2 separate regions of the Homo sapiens genome follow, and region 1 is linked to region 2. The links are chromatin loops, found by intact Hi-C in ENCODE. Cell type or tissue: MCF 10A. All regions are shown on one strand. Each heading gives the region's core, and the rest is flanking DNA. Links, peaks and the distances in the headings are about the cores only. Region 1 has its middle 31 kb from the start of CT70. Region 2 has its middle 27 kb from the start of CT70.

Region 1 (5,387 bases), core at 209-5,208, 58 kb after region 2:
AAAAGGAAGGAAAAGACGGACCAGTTTGGGGAACTGAAGTTACACTTACATTTTCTTTCTTTCTTTTTTTTTTAAGATGGAGTTTCTCTCTTGTTGCCCAGGCTGGAGTACAATGGCACTATCTCAGCTCACTGCAACCTCCACCTCCTGGGTTCAAGCAATTCTCCTGCTCCTACTCAGCCTCCCGAGTAACTGGGATTACAGGCATTGTGCCACCACGCCTGGCTAATTTTGAATTTTTAGTAGAGACGGGGTTTCTCCATGTTGCTCAGGCTGGTCTCGAACTCTCAACCTCAGGTGATCTGCCTGCCTCAGCCTCCCAAAGTGCCGAGATTATAGGCGTGAGTCACCGCACCCAGCCACACTTAACATTTTCAAATAACTTTCTGAGTTTATCTTATAATTCAATCCTATGAGCCATCACTCACTATAGGATCTCCTTGGCACTGAGAACTAAAGCAGGTAGGATCTTGCTGACAGCCATCTGCGCAGCTTTGTGTCTCCACATTCCTGCAACACAGTGGGACTAGTGGAGACAACATGGTTAGCTGACACTAACTGTCCTAAATTTGGCCAAAAAATTCTTACTCTAGGAGTGGAGCAGGTGCAGGCTGAGGGCATGGCTTTCTACTACAGGTCTATGGTGAATGCAGAGAGAAGGTGCAATTGTAAGCACTAAACACATCTCTCCATTCGCGTCTTCAAATCAAAACGCCAGATTAATCTATTGGAATTATATATACCAGTGAGTTGGCAGGTGAGCCAAATTCTTACACGAGAGTCTCTTCTCTCCCTTGCAATCAGTTTTCAGTTTTAGAAAAGATGTTTTTTGTACCTTTTTTAAAGGATTGAAACAGCAAGAGATCCACCTGCAGAGAACATATTGTATTTTGCTATATTAAAGCTATTTAACTGAAAATCCAGTTCTGCTGAAAAGTTTTAACCCTTGTTTTCTTATTATTTTAGTAACACATTGTCACTATAATAATTGGCTATTGAAAAATGTGTCTTTTTTTTTTTTCGTAACAAGAACACATAGGACTTGTTTTCTGGTTTCCACCTTCGACTTTATACCTTGAATCACAAGTCCTCCTGGGTTCTCAATAATGTGTATGAGAATGCCTTTCCATTTATCAGCAAACAAGACTTATTAATTAGGAACCCACATTTGCACACTACTCTACTGAGCACCTAATGAGTAGGTTTTATTTTATTTTATTTTATTTTACTTTATTTTATTTTATTTTATTTGAGACCGAGTCTCTCTCTGCCGCCCAGGCTGGAGTGCAGTGGTGTGATCTCGGCTCACTGCAGCCTCCACCTTCCAGGTTCAAGCAATTCTCCTGCCTGAGCCTCCTGAGTAGCTGGGACTACAGGTGCATGCCTCCACGCCCGGCTAATTTTTTGTATTTTTAGTAGGGACGGGGTTTCAACGTGTTGCCCAGGTTGGTCTTGAACTCCTGAGCTCAGGCAATCTGCCCACCTTGGCCTCCCAAAGTGCTAGGATTACAGGCGTGAGCCATCACGCCCAGCCTATGAGTAGGTTTTAAAAAAGACACCATCTTTACCTGATAGAGCCTAGAGTTGTATAAGCTTTTCAGTCTTCCTCTTTGGCCATACTGTTTTTGCTAATCGTTTTATAACCTTTAAATTGTTGGAACTGTTTGAGGCCAGGACTATAACCCCGTTCATGCCTTGGCTGAAGGTGGTAGGAAAGAGTTTCTCTGTCTTTAAGGAAAGCCTGCTTAGCTTTTGGCCATGGGCAATTGACTTTTCACCTTCTCAGCTGGTTTACACACAAGATTCTCTGTGAGGCAAAAAGCCAGATACAGCCTATTTCAATTGCCTCACACCCGGAGAAGGGAAAAGTGGTCCATCTTTACACCATGGTGTAGAGCTGCAGCAAACAGAAAATCTTCAAGGCAGTGTCAGCAGCTAATAACATCCACCCACACACACTTGAATTCACTTTATGGGGCTTACTCCCATATGAAGTAACGCCAAAAAACATTGACCTGTATAAACATGATCAAGTTCTATTATCATACCACTGGAATAAACAGCAGCAGTTTAGAAAAAAAAAAAGTTCTTAGTTAACAGAACTATGATCAACATACTTTTATGTGAGGGGCTCCATTTCTACCAACAAAGAGCGATGTTTTAAGAGTGAATTTCTCGCTTAAACCTTGTTACTTTAGTTAGTTTATCAATGTATAGCCCTGGCTGCTGATTTTTGGCTAGCATGGCTTTCCAGGGCAGAGGTTTCAGACTCCCAGGCAGGTGAGGACTTAGGTCTCTCCGAGAAATGATGTAGTAGAGCTTTCTCATTTGAAAGAACAGGAAATCAGGCAACAAAGGTTACTAAGGGTCAGGATGACTCATGCAGCCATATGCATGAGGGCTATATAGGGAGCTGTGAGTATGGAGGTGGGCGGAGTCTGCCAGTAAGAGGCACCAACGCCTCACCACCTTCCCAGAGGACCATGTGAGAGATTGATTTTTTTCTCTACTTTTTGTTGGTGGGATGTGAAATATCGTTAATCACCAAATGCTGACTATCCATATGGATAGTGGGAACCCTTGGGGTGGGCAAAAATTATTTCTTTGGGCTCATTCTCCTATCCAGAGAGCTGGGAAATTAGATGCTTCATAGCCTGGTCATTTCTGATTTCCAAGTACTCTATCCACATGGTATCAAAAAGAACTATTCCTTTTTTTCTTTTTCTTTTTTTCTTGTTTCCATTTTCCCTCCCTCCCTCCCTCCTTTCCTTCCTTCGTTCCTTCCTTTCTTCCTTCCTTTCCTTCCTTCCTACCTTCCTTCCTTCCTTCCCTTTCCTCCATCCTTTTATGCAGCCAGCCAGCCAGCCAGCCAGCCAGCCAATATTTACTGAGTACTTTCCACAGCCATAGGCAAATGGCTGTGGTCCAGGAATAGAGAGGGTCGAAGCCTTTTCCAGGAGGGCAGGGCCAGAGTGATGCAGAGAAGTGAGGGAGCTGACAAGAGGTGGCAACCAGTAGGAGGTGAAGGGTGATGGAGAAGGAGGAGTCAGGGATAACTTCTGACTGGAAGACTTTTCCTCCCCATTTTGTATAGATCTACAGTCTCTGCTAGAAACTCTGGAACTTGGGTATCACCAGAAACAAATGAAATGTGAAAGATATTGTTTATCTATCTATCTATCTATCTATCTATCTATCTATCTATCTATCTATCTATCTATCTATCTATCTAATCTATGTATCTATGTATCTATGTATCTATGTATGTATGTATCTATCTATCTATCTATCTATCTATCTATCTATCTTTAAAATGCTTAGACACACTGCACTAAGGTTCTGCTGGGCAAATTTTTCACTTGATAACTGTCATCAATCAATGTGCTATCATCAAGTGATTGTGTACCAGTTTACTTAGTCAAAAGTTATAAGAAGCAAAAATGGCTTAACTGTGTCAATGAGCCCTAAAAAATCATACAAGACAAGCTAGTGAAACAGAACGGAGACTTGAGGAGACCAAGTCTAAAGACAGAGAACACTGATGAAATGGAAGACGAATTGGGAATGAGATATGTAAAAATACCCTGGGACTAATTATATAGAAATGCTGAGGATATATCATTCATGAACCTGTAAAAGCATACAAGAAATATTTTTCTAACAAAGAACACCTCAGTGCATGATAGTTAACAATGCATGACTGTCTGATAGAAGGATTTCTCTTGATTCACTGTTGGAGATGCCTGCTCTAGCATAAAAGCTGTTTACAGGAAACAGGCAGAGCTGAGAGTTGCAGAGAATATGGGCAGGAGGACAATTCAGTATAAATGTCTCTGTGTTGCTAAATCCAATCACAGAACCGTATGTTGCTCTCTCAAGTGCTTGATTGTTGAACTCATTCAGTGCATCTAAGAATGTAATTGTTAATTTTGCGTACAATAAAATGTGTAAATAATTAAATGCATTAAGACTTTGGTAAATCTATAAAATATGATAGCTTGTGGAGGTGGAAAGCACCAGGGAAGGACAGGGAAGGGTGAGCATTCAGATGGGGAGGTCCCATGCTGGTAGTTACCTTCTGTATCCCAGAATGTGACAAAGAGGTCCCGAAGACTGAAACACCAAGGACAGTTGATGTTTTCGTCTTGAATGTTCTACTTCCTATGGTAGGCGCATATCCTAAAGTAAAATTAGAAAGATTTCTAGTAATAAGAATAAAAGCAAAAGTACGTTTGTCTTTAGTGCTAGAAAGGGGGATGTAGCTAGCAGGAGTCACCTTAGGTCACTTAAATCGCGATTCAGTAGTCTTCCTTCTTCATCACACAACTTAATATTTTACTGCAGTTGTTTATTTTTAATTTTATTACAGAAAAATTCACTCTTTTTACTGTGTATTTCCACGTGCTTTGAAACATACATACACTCATGGAATCACCACCAAAATTAAAATGCGGAATTGCTCCACACCCGAAAAAGCACCCTTGTGCTGTCTCTTTGTAGTCAACGCTTCCTCTCACCTTTAAACCCTGGAAACCACTGATCTATCCTCTGACTCTTTAGCTTTGCCTTTTCCAGAATAACATGAAAATGGAATCATGTAGTAACACAGCATCTTTTACATTAGGGAATTTAAAACAAAAGCAAGTAAACAAGCAAAAACAAATACTAGAGCCCCATTCCCTGAATATTCTGGTTAAGTAAAATTTACTATGTCAGACACCTCACATCGTAATACTTCTCAAAATATTTTTCCCAATCAAAGCAACTTTTGTTTTTCTTTCTCTTGGTCCTTGCCCTCAATTGCTTAAGAATTTGAGAAGAAGAGAGGGTAACTTTGCATTTGTTTCCTGTGTGATCATGACAGTAATTTGGCTGTACAGAGGAGATTGCTTTGTAATATTTTGTCTGGGGGTGAGGCAATGTTGGTGTTTTTCTAGCAATTTTGTAAATATAATCTGAACTAGAGAGGAAAACTCACTCCATGGTGTCCAATTAGAATTTTTCTGAAAGAGAGAAGATAAAAAGGGAGTGGGATGAAGCATAGTTAGGCACATAAAAATTAGAAAAAACTCTAAGGACACTCCTTTGTGATTGTCAGCTTCCTACATAAAGGAATATAAAATTCTTGAAACATGAAATTGCAAGGCATGCAAGGGAAAACCAATGCATGTGGGTTTGTTTGGATGCACACACAAATTCAACTGCCTGCTTCATTGAGGCAGGCAGACCAGCTCAAGGTGCAGCAGGAGTTAGTTGTTTTAATTTCCAACACTCTTTCTGCTCTTATCTTCATGATCTAGAGCACATTAAATAAAAATATGAAGGCCAGGTGTGGTGGCTCACGCCTGTAATCCTAGCACTTTGGGAAGCCAAGGCGGGCGGATCAC
Region 2 (5,387 bases), core at 71-5,070:
CTTTCCCTCTCCCCCACCATTTTACTGTCTGTTTTTGCTTCTATGAGTTTGGCTACTTTAGATGCCTCATGTAAGTGGAACCATGCAGTATTTGTCCTTCTGCGACTGACTGATTACTCTTAGCATAATGTCCTCACCGTCCATTTTCTTCTGTCTCCTTTTCTACTATAGCCCAGCTCTTATGAAAAACTTGATCTCTTATAAAACTGGGTATCTCGTTAAATTCTTCCCCTGCTTCTTATGTCTCTACTCATTCTATAGATTCTGCATCTCAAAATTCAGGGAACTACCCCAGCCAAGAGAGAGAGAGACTAAATGGACAAGAACACACATTTTTTTTTTCAACTTTTATTTTAGATTCAGGGGGCACATACGCAGGTTTGTTACAAAGGTATACTGCATGATGCTGAGGTTTGGAGTATGATTGAACCCGTCATCCAAGTAGTGAGCATGGTATCCAATAGGTAGTTTTTCAACTCTTGCTCTCTTCACTACCTCCTCCCTCTGGTATTCTCCAGTGTGTTGTTTCCATCATCATGTCCACGAGTACCCAACGTTTAGCTCCCACTTAGAGAATATGTGGTATTTGGTTTTATATTTCTATGTTAGTTTGCTTAGGATAATGGCCTCCAGTTGCATCCATATTGCTGCAAAGGACATGATTTTGTTCTTTTTTATGTCTGTGTAGTATTCCATGATGTATATGTACCACATTTCCTTTATCCAGGTCACTATTGATGAGCACCTAGGTTGATTCCATGTCTTTGCTATTGTAAATAGTGCTGCGATGAACATACGGGTGCATGTGTCTTTTTGGTGGAATGATTTGTTTTCCTTTGGGGTATCTACCCAGTAATGGGATTGCTGGGTTGAATGGTAGTTCTATTTTTTTTTTTCTTTTGAGAAGGAGTCTAGCTCTGTCGCCCAGGCTGGTGTGCAGTGGCATGATCTCGGCTCACTGCAACCTCTGCCTCCTGGGGTCAAGTGATTCTCCTGCCTCAGCCTCCAAGTAGCTGGGATTACAGGCACCCACCACCACGCCCAGCTAATTTTTGTATTTTTAGTAGAAACGGGGTTTCACCATGTTGGCCAGGCTGGTCTCGAACTCCTGACCTCGTGATTCACCCACCCTGGCCTCCCAAAGTGCTGGGATTACAAGTGTGAGCCGCTGTGCCTGGCCTTTTTTTTTTTGAGACAGAGTCTTGCTCTTGTTGCCCAGGCTGCAGTGCAATGGCGCAATCTTGGTTCACTACAACCTCCGCCTCCCAGGTTCAAGTGATTCTCTTGCCTCAGCTTCCCAAGTAGCTAGGATTACAGGCATGGTCCACCATGCCAGGCTAATTTTTTGTATTTAATAGAGAGGTTGTTTCACCATGTTGGCCAGGCTGGTCTCAAACTCCTGACCTCACGTGATTCACCCGCCTCGGCCTCCCAAAGTGCTGGGATTACAGGCATGAGCCACCACGCCTGGCCTGGTAGTTCTATTTTTAGAAGACTACACTTTTTTTTGATCCAAAGAGAAGATTATTAACACTCATATATTCATTGAATAACTAAACACTTTTGTTAGAGCCACTAATAGACATCTTAGGACAAAAGAGAACCAGAGTTTTACTGGGAGATAACGGTAGAAGTCAGATTAAAACAGAGAAAAGGGACAGTTGGAATATTTTGGGTCCTTGAATTGCAATCACAAATATGGTTAGCTGTCGGTCACATGTGGCTACTGAGTATTTGAAATGCATGTGCCTGTAGTCCCAGCTACTCAGGAGGCTGAGGCAGGAGAATCACTTGAACCTGGGAGGCGGAGGTTGCAGTGAGCGGAGATCGTGCCATTGCACTCCAGCCTAGGACGAGACTCTGTCTCAAAAAAAAAAAAAAAGGAAAAAAAGAAATGCAGCTAGTTCAAACTGACGTGCTATAAATATAAAGTACACACTGGGTTTTGAATAAAGACTTAGAATGAGAAGAGAATGGAAATATTTCCTTAACAATTTTTAATACTGACTACAGGTCAAATTGGTAATATTTTGGATACGTTGGGTTAAATAAAATATATTATTAAAATAAACTGTATCTGTCTCTTTTCACTCTTTAAAAAGTAAAACTGAAAAAATTAAAGTTAGATATGTGACTCAGATAACATTATTATTTCACAGAGTTCTTCTAGAAGGATTCACAGTAGCCAGAGGGCAAGATAAGGGCAGGGTGCTAGGGCTAGAAAGGGTTGGGGAAGTGGGTGGAGGAAGGACAAATTGGGGGCAGCAAGAGGGCCCTGAGATCATGTTTCTCTAGATTCTCAATTGTCTTAAGGTTGTCTTGTGTGACGTGTACAATACAAATATAAGCACATCCATATGCATATTTTATTATAATTTATAATTAATATACATAGTATATAATTTATATATTTTATCCTAATTTCATAATTTGACACTTTTTTGGGTGAGTTCTGTCTTTTTTCCTTTGGCTTTTTTTTTTTTTTTTTGACAGAGAATCTTGCTCTGTTGCCCAGGCTGGAGTGCAGTGGCATAATCTTGGCTCACTGCAACCTCTGCCTCCTGGGTCCAGGTGGTTCTCCTGCCTCAGCCTCCCTAGTAGCTGAGATTATAGGCACGTGCCACCACACTTGGCTAATTTTTGTATTTTTAGTAGAGACAGGGTTTCACTATGTTGGCCAAGCTGGTCTCGAACTCCTGACCTCAAGTGATCCGCCCGCCTTGGCCTCCCAAAGTGCTGGCATTACAGATGTGAGCCACCATGGCTGGCCCTTCCTTTGGCTTTTTTATCATCGGATAAAATGGATTGCTAGCAATATAACCTTGATGAAGGGATTTAATGTTTCAGAGCCTCAGTTTCCTTAACTTCAATGGGAATAAAACATCCATTGAACAGCAACTTCTCATTTCCCCCTCTTCATATTGATTAGGTTTTTGTGAGGGTCAATTGTAAATTTAAAATTGTTTGACAAATAAAATTGTTAATCTGCATTGTTTGAGAGAGTCAAGGATTCTCATCCATTCCATCTGAGAACATTATCTGAATCAAGGGCAACTTGAAGAGGATCTTAATAAAATTTGGAAAGATTTGACTAGGAAATCATGTTGTTTTCCTTTCTATGTTCAACAAAATATTTCTGATAAATTGGGGATGATGAGGAGTAGAGAGGTGGACTGGCTAAAGGTGAGATTGCAGGGTGCATGATGGACCACAGAGGGAGAGTTTATTTTATGGGTGGCAAAGTGAGCTGGCATGGAGCATGAGGGCTGGTTTTAAGTTAAACATGTGGTAGGCAGAATAATGACCCTCCAAGAATGTCCACATGTCAATCCCCAGCACCTGCAAATATGTTACCTTACATGGAAAAAGGGACTTTGCAGATGTAACTAAATTAAGAACATTGACATGGGAAGATTATCCTGAATTCTCCAAGGGGAGTCTAAAGAAATCACAAGGGTCCTTAGAGAGTAGAGACATGATAATAGAAGCAGAAGTTGGAGTGATGTGCTTTGAAGATGGAGGAAGGAGCCATGAGCCAAGGAATGAGGGCAGCTTCCAGAAGGTAGAAAAGGTAAAGAAACAGTCCCTCAGGGCCTCTAGAAAGGAAAACCCTATTGACTCCTTGATTTTAGCTCTAAAATCCATTTCAAACTTCTGACCTCCAAAACTGTAAGATAATGTTTGTGGTTTATTTTGTTTGATTGTTTTTTGAGACGGAGTTTTGCTCTTGCCCAGGCTGGAGTGCGGTGGCGCAATCTCGGCTCATCGCAACCTCTGCCTCCCAGGTTCAAGCGATTCTCCTGCCTCAGCATCCTGAATAGCTGGAATTATAGGCATGCACTACCATGCCCGGCTAGTTTTGTATTTTTAGTAGAGATGGGGTTTCTCCATTTTGGTCAGGCAGGTCTGGAACTCCTGACCTCAGGTGATCTGCCCACCTCAGCCTCCCAAAGTGCTAGGATTACAGGTGTGAGCCACCGTGCCCGGCCTAGTGTTTTTTAAGCCACTAAATTTGTGGTTATTTGTTAGAGCAACAATAGGAAACTAACACAGTAAACAATCTACCCTGAACCATGAGTATAAACCATGGAGAAAAAGGGTTATATGAGCAAACTGGAAGAATTCTTTCAGTAAACTCTCTAACAGTTTGGTAGCCATAGGTAGGACAACCTCTAACTAAGCTTATCACAGGAAGGGGCCACATTTTCCTTCTCATTGGGGTACTTCAGGGTATATTCCAGGGACTGGCACTGAGGAATCAGGGGAGACAACAGTGATGGGAATGGCCTCTGATTCCAGGGACATAGAACAGCCTCAGTTCAGGAGAGCAGACGATCATCTCAGAGGAAGGCCTCTGCATGCTGATTCTCAGCTGAGATGCCTGGCTCAGTAGCTATACTAGCAAGTGTCGAGGATGGCTCTGTGGATATATATAGGACCCTGCACATTTCCAAAAGTATCTGAGGAATAGAGAGCTTTGCAATGTATTGCAAAACTTACATGAGTAGAAATAACTTTGGAGCTGGTGGATATCAGATATGAATAATATTGTGACCACTTTTGTACTTGTAAGTTGATGTACCTGGACTATTTGCCTTAGACTACCGCAGTAAGTGGACTGTTGACTTGGGCTTAAAATTGGGGCCTGAAAATGAGCTCAAATTCAGGACCACAGAATCTGCAATTCTGAAATCCCCAAACCTCTGAAAATTGAAAACTTTTTATTTTTATTTGTCTAAACTTGCTGCCAAATTTTAAAAAACTGGAAATAATATGAAATTATGTATTGTCTTTATTCATCTTACTTGGTATGAATGTGCACACTCTTGACTGCAGAAATAGTAATGTGCTTGATTGTGGGGTGTTGTTCCAGATTTTAATGGGGTATTATGTAATATATGGTATATACCTGATATTTTCTTTCTAAAATCTAAATCTAAATCTTAAATAATTTGGTCGCAAGAATCCAGATAAGGGATTATCAAGTTGCAAAGGGAGCCAGATATTTAATAATATTTAATAAGAGTGTATATTAATCTATACATGAAGAACCCCAGCAAGCTACATCTTCACAGATGTAATTAGTTAAGATGAGGTCATATGGGATTAGGGTGAGACTTGAACCCAACGACTTGGTGTCCTTATAAGTGAAGACACACAGAGAAGAAAGCCATGTGATGATGGAGTAAGAGATTAGAGTGATGCTAAAAGAGAGACAAGGAACAGTTCTTCCCTGAGTTTCCATAAGGAATCAACCTTGTGAACACTTTGGTTCTGGACTTCTGAGCTCTCGAACTGTGAGAGTAAATTTCTAGTGTTTTAAGCCACCCAGTTTGTGATCATACATTATAGTGGTCCTAGGAAATTAATATACTGGGCCAGAACCA

What was found. A loop is a pair of places that touch in the nucleus more often than their neighbours do. Peaks named below come from ENCODE experiments on the same cell type or tissue, not always from the same donor. Only the 100,000 strongest peaks of a DNase experiment are listed, where the experiment ranks them.
Region 1: a loop joins it to region 2, with 8 times the contacts of the local background. A loop is called at or near these places in 1 of 110 quality-filtered maps.

The regions. Positions count from the first base shown.
Region 1 is chr9:104,958,419-104,963,805 of GRCh38, reverse strand. No RefSeq gene overlaps it. Among named protein-coding and RNA genes, the nearest start is that of CT70, 31 kb to the left of the region's middle. In MCF 10A, for the core only: no CTCF peak of the experiment used is centred there; a DNase peak (open chromatin) is centred at 2,385.
Region 2 is chr9:105,016,059-105,021,445 of GRCh38, reverse strand. No RefSeq gene overlaps it. Among named protein-coding and RNA genes, the nearest start is that of CT70, 27 kb to the right of the region's middle. In MCF 10A, for the core only: no CTCF peak of the experiment used is centred there; no DNase peak of the experiment used is centred there.